2 separate regions of the Homo sapiens genome follow, and region 1 is linked to region 2. Evidence: chromatin contacts called from ENCODE Hi-C or POLR2A ChIA-PET data. All regions are on one chromosome and are shown on one strand. Each heading gives the region's core, a stretch centred on a gene start or an enhancer-like site at or near the end of the contact. The rest is flanking DNA. Distances are from core to core; before and after follow the strand shown.

Evidence for each region. Hi-C counts contacts between places; a loop is a spot of excess contacts on that map. ChIA-PET counts read pairs that join two places held with the same protein, here RNA polymerase II (POLR2A). Pooled maps may share reads with other maps.
Region 1: a loop to region 2 is called in a pooled map, with 11 times the contacts of the local background. The contact joins the promoter of RNASEH1-DT here to the enhancer-like site in region 2. A Hi-C loop is called at or near these places in 2 of 37 single-sample maps with no recorded cell type and 11 of 50 pooled maps. POLR2A ChIA-PET finds 5 or more read pairs at or near these places in 4 of 52 experiments (B cell, GM12878, activated CD4-positive, alpha-beta T cell and 1 more).

What each region holds. Positions count from the first base shown.
Region 1 is chr2:3,557,023-3,559,722 of GRCh38, reverse strand. It overlaps RNASEH1-DT (RNASEH1 divergent transcript), which reads right to left and starts at 1,337. Exons shown (of 3, transcript NR_038429.1): 1 at 725-1,337; 2 at 1-275. It overlaps RNASEH1 (ribonuclease H1), which reads left to right and starts at 1,390. Exons shown (of 8, transcript NM_002936.6): 1 at 1,390-1,590. The coding sequence starts at 1,463. RefSeq lists silencers at 939-1,258, 1,629-1,728 and an enhancer at 1,289-1,538.
Region 2 is chr2:3,221,952-3,224,651 of GRCh38, reverse strand. All of the region lies in intron 4 of EIPR1 (EARP complex and GARP complex interacting protein 1), which reads left to right. Among named protein-coding and RNA genes, the nearest start is that of LINC01250, 97 kb to the right of the region's middle. RefSeq lists an enhancer at 1,285-1,484. Within about 2 kb of position 1,376, at least 7 of the 41 ENCODE cell types and tissues checked have a DNase peak (open chromatin) inside an H3K27ac peak, as active enhancers do; they include B cell and GM12878, where a contact is called at or near this core.

The DNA of each region.
Region 1 (2,700 bases), core at 88-2,587, 340 kb before region 2:
ATGTACGCGTCGCTTTTGCCTGGGCCGTTCCTTCTTCCTAGAATGTCCTGCTTCTTTCTCTTTGTCTAACTCATGTGAATGAACTTTTTAAAAAATTAGTATCCTTCAAAACTGTATTTGCTCAGGCGTTCTGATGTGAGGCCCTCCTGACTCTCCAGGTGCGGGTGCTTCTCTGCTCTGTGTCTCTCACCTCCAACAGCTTGTTCTGCCTGCGCACTATTTGCTGATGTGTTATCTCCGGGGATTCTCGAATTTCTCACCTTCATCCCCAAGGCCTGACAAAATACATGGCAGGTGTGCAAAAGGCTTGTTAGAAGACCTTAAGAAAATTAAAGAAAAGTGGTTTAAAAATAATTCGAATAACAATGTTTGCCAATGGAGACTTTTTTTTTTTTTTTGAGACGGAATCACGCTCTGTCGCCCAGATGCAACCTCCACCTCTCGAGTTCGAGCGCCTCTCCTGCTTCAGCCTCCTGAGTAGCTGGGATTACAGGCGCAGGCGACCACGCCCGGCTAATTTTTGTATTTTTAGTAGAGACAGGGTTTCATCATATTGGCCAGGATGGTCTCGATCTCCTGACCTGGTGATCCACCCGCCTTGGCCTCCCAAAGTGCTGAGATTACAGGCGTAAGCCACCACGCCCCTCCAACCCATGAACACTTTTAAAATTACTTGATTTGCTTACAGAGCAAAAGGTCAAATGGGGAGAATTCTAAAAGTTACCTTCTCAACTCAGTTTTCTCCCGGGTCGTGGTGCTTGAGGCACTGGATATCCCCTGGTTAAACACCCACGTGCAGTGGAGCAGGGAGGGGACGCGCCCCTTCGGGGGTGGGCGCCCAAGGCAAGGGGAGGAATGCGGCTTCCACGGCCTCCCCTCTCGCCCTCCTTTGTGCTTATTCTAATTCATGAATTCTAACATCTTTCTGCCCACTAAAAAATGTGCATTCATTCATCTGGCCACAGCCCTTACTGTAGATCCGCATCCCTGGAGCTCTCGAGGAGCCGCGGTTACCGCACGTGGGTGCCGGGCGCCAGGGGGTTCAAGGGCTTCCCGCGGTGACCCGAGCACGCCGGGGCGTGGCCCCCGAACTGCGGCCTGGGGGCGGGGAGAGAAGGGGCCCAACATGGTCCATCTCGACCTTCCTCTGCCGGGCCCAGGGCTTCAGCCCCGCTCCCATAGGCCCCGCCCCATCCCAGACCTCGCCCGCCTTCGGGATCTCAGCCCTGGCTCCGCTTCTTCAAGTACCGACAGGAAGTTGACGAGTTCGGGCTCGTCAGGGGCCGAGCTCCGGGCTCCGCCCTACGACACCGCCCCTCCCTAGGCCCCGGCCCTCATCAGGACTCCGCCCAGACGTGCGTCATCTTCCCGCGCCGGTGACGGAAGTGCGGTGTTGAGCGCCGGCGGCTCGCGCCCACGCTGGGCCGGGAGTCGAAATGCTTCCCGGTGCCGGGAGTGAGCGATGAGCTGGCTTCTGTTCCTGGCCCACAGAGTCGCCTTGGCCGCCTTGCCCTGCCGCCGCGGCTCTCGCGGGTTCGGGATGTTCTATGCCGTGAGGAGGGGCCGCAAGACCGGGGTCTTTCTGACCTGGTGAGTGGCCCGCCCGCCGAGGCGCCTCCCTGCCGGCATCGGGGTCGAGGGAGGCCGGAGCCCGGCTAACCCCGGCGGCGGGAGCCTGGCGGTCCGAGTCTGTGCCGCGCGCTGTGGCTGTGGGTGGTCGGGGGACCGCCTCGTTTTCCTGCTCGGCCGGCGGGGTTCCAGGAGGCTCATGGCCTGGGACTGGAACGCACCGAAGACTTGTTTGAAATATCAGAAACGTCGCGTAAAGGTTAGGGGTGGCCTAATAAACCCTGTGTTTAATCCTCCATCTTTGTTGCAGTTAAAGTGCAACAAAAAGTGACACGTAATCAGAACGAACCCCCGTTACCAGAAGACTTTCCGTACCAGCTAAATTGGGATTGGAACTCAGTACCTAATCTTCCCTTTTAAAAAAGGCAAATTCTAATAAGCCAGTATTTGCAGTTGGATCCTTGTAACAACCCTTGGAGGTGAGAGGGATTATTCTCACTTTCAGGTATAGTTCTTGGGGTCAGGAAGTTCCCAGGGCATGTAACTGACAGAGAAAGGACTTGAGCCCAGCTGTTCTGACTGTACCACCAGAACTCTTCCCACTACAAGATACCAAAGTTCGTTACCTGTGTTTCCCCATGCACGGCAGCTACAGTATTGAGGAAGAAGCATCTCAGAAGTTGACCTTTTTGTTGTAAAGAAATGGTTAATATTTTTTTCAAAGACCGCAGTATTTTGTTATGCTTTGAGTTTGACGAAAGCCTTATGGTGCTGGTGTGCTGGCTGGCTGGCATACAGTAGAACACAGGTGTAGAGTCTGACGTGCAGGATAAAACTATAAGGTGCGACTCTGCCCTTTTCACGCAAAAATTGGTCCTCTATATCCAGTTTGCATCCTCAGTTTCAGCTAACCATAGATCAAAAATATTTGGAAAAAATTAAAATAGAATACAGTTTTAAAATACGCATAAAAAGACAATACAACTATATAGATTGTATTAGGTATTATAAACTAGAGATGATTTAAAGCATGCAAGAAGATGTGTGTGGGTTATTTGCAAATACACCATTTTATGCAAAGGACTTAAGCATCCTCTGATGTTGGTATCTGTGATGGGGTGGAGGACTTCC
Region 2 (2,700 bases), core at 127-2,626:
AGTTATCCCTGGGCAGCTCAGCCTCTGCTAGAGTGGCAGAAAACTTTCACACGGGGCTGCCTCTTCCTGCCTGTGTATGGGGCAGGCAGTGTGCCTTGATCATGGGGCCCTGCAGCAGAGCCTGGAGCCTTGTGATAGAGTGTCCAGTCAGGCACCTCTGGTCCTTTGAGGTGAAACCTGTTTGGCAATCAGGGCTGGTTGGATGGGCAGGTGTGTATCACCCAATTCTGAATCTTTCTAGTTGAGCAACCTAAGGTGTAAAGTAAGGCGGATGTGACTATTAGAGGTAAAGCCGGGCGCATGGTAGGAGCTGCGTAAGTGCCGGTTGCTCTTACGGCAGGGTTGAAGCTGACTTCCTGTTGGAAGTAGCACTTGAGCCTAAGACTGTGTCTGGATGGTGAGTCCTTAAAGTAAGACACTGTATGTTTTCTTGTTTTAATGATGGAAAACGGCAAATACAGGCCGAGATGGGACCAGGCAGAGACTACAGGGAGACAAGTTTAGCCGGTAAGGCGGGAATCAGGCAGGCGGTGTCTCCAGACAACCTGGAATGAAATAAAGTCATGGCCAGATCTTAGGTTAGATTGAAGAAAAGGCAACACAACAGACATTAAAAAGTACAATTCAGTGAGCTTTGTTTTGCATTTAGAGTTTGAGAATGATAGAGAGGTGTAACTACTCTGAAGCGTTTGTTCCCGGGATGGTTCTCTTGGTTGGAAGAGGTGGGTGCCACAGAGGAGCACTTTCTGCTTGATACATGGGGAGTTTAGGGGTCACATGGGACATGTGGTCGGAGCTGGGGAGTCCACTGGACGAATTGGTTCTGGCTTTGTCCACAGGCATGCCGCCATGCCGTTCCAGCCCTCAGAATGGGAGTGAGCAGTTTTGGGAGGAGGAGCATAGAGAGAGCAGAGGGCAGGTGTCCACCCTGGGGGCCACCTACAGGGCTGCACCTTGACCTGGCCCCAGCAGCCCCTTGTGAATTGATTCACAAGCAAAGCCTCTTTTTTAGTGGGGCGCTTTGGATACTGAGTAGCAAACCCTTTCCATGGGGTTCTAGGGTGAACCAGTCTTCACTGACTTGTACTTGATAAACAGACTTTTTCTAAGTTTATTTTTTATGCATTTAAGAACGCGCAAAACATCCTCACATACTCAGAGGGGGCGGGATGAATTCTTCCCTCCTCCTTCGTCAGCACACAGTTTACTAAAGGCCTCTTAGGTGCCTGTCACAGCCTGAGCTGGCTGCTTGCATATTCCCATGAGTGGGAGGTGTGAGCTCGTTGCTCATACAGTTGAGAGTCTGGCCAGGAACCCGGGTGCCGGTGGTGATCAATGTGTTGCATGTGTGGGGGGAGTGCAGGCTGCCACGGGAAAGGACCAGGGAAAGTCCCAGCGACCTTTGTGGATCAGTCAACTCCGTGGGAGGAAGTGGTGTTTCGACCAAGGCCTGAGAATGTGCAGGCCAAGTGATAGGAAGTAGGCCACATCTCTCTTCGTTGTCATCTGCAAACTACGCATTTTATTGTAAGCTATGTGCCCTTCCAGCTTCAGTCCTGGTCCTGTGAAGAATAATCCATCTTGCCAGTCTCAGGCTTGGGCAGTTTGTAGGACCCTGAGGCTCCTGGGCTCAGATTCTTCTGAATTGTCTTTCTTGACCCTTTCCCTCTTTGCCTTGACATTTATCTCTTAACAAGAAAGACACACAAAACCGTGATTGGTTAGGGAACCGCCCGTCACTACTCTGCAAACATGTAGCCACCACCCATGGCTGTGTTTCCAGAAAGCCACGAAGCTTCTGTTTGTGTAGTTGGTTTCCTAGACTCCTAGCAAGATGATATCTCGATCTGGTCTCTCTGAAAGCGAATCCACGATGTCATCATGCACCCATCTACCCAGGTGACAGGTTTTCAGTCTGGCAGTCATTCTTCAGGGCCCTCCACGCCCAGGCCTCCCTCCCACAGACTCAGTTGGTACCGAGGCTCAAGTGCCATGTGACCTTCCTTCATTTCCCTGTGCTCTTTGCAGACTTCATCACAGCCTTACAATGTTCCCTGTGATCTTCAGAACCCAAGAAGCATTTCTTGAAAGCTTTACCTGTGAGAACTCGAAGCCAGTTATTTTCTAAAGCAAATCAATATTACCTCCTGTAGTCTTTAAGCCTTTTTTTGCTTCTTTTTGAATTATATTTTTTCTTCATAGATCTAAAAAGTTACTTATACAGCCACTTGAAACTCATTTTATTGCTTCCTCTGATAATATGACTGAGAAATATGAGCTTTTTCATAGAGAAGTATATCCCTTGGCCCACGCCAAGGCAGATATAAAATCAGTCGCATGCAGAGAAAATGAGTGGAATAGCACACCACGATTTCCTGCAGGAAATACAGTCCTCTCCCCCACTTATTTTATTCCACACCTGGAGCAAAACTAGGCTAAGATGACCCATTTTCTTCTAGCCAGGGGAAGAAGGCGTTGCAGTGATATGTCTGCAGGGAGAGTGTCTTTTAGAGCACATGCTGCTCTTAAGTGCAGGATGCTGTGCTGCTGGATGTGCATGTAGAGGCAAATGTTTGATTCGGCTTTGAATCTCCACCACTTTGGAATTGGTACCCATTCAAATGCATACATAAGTGTCTTGTGAAACAAACAAAAAAAAAACCGCGAGGGGATTTGGGAAACAAGTTTTCAGGAGCATTG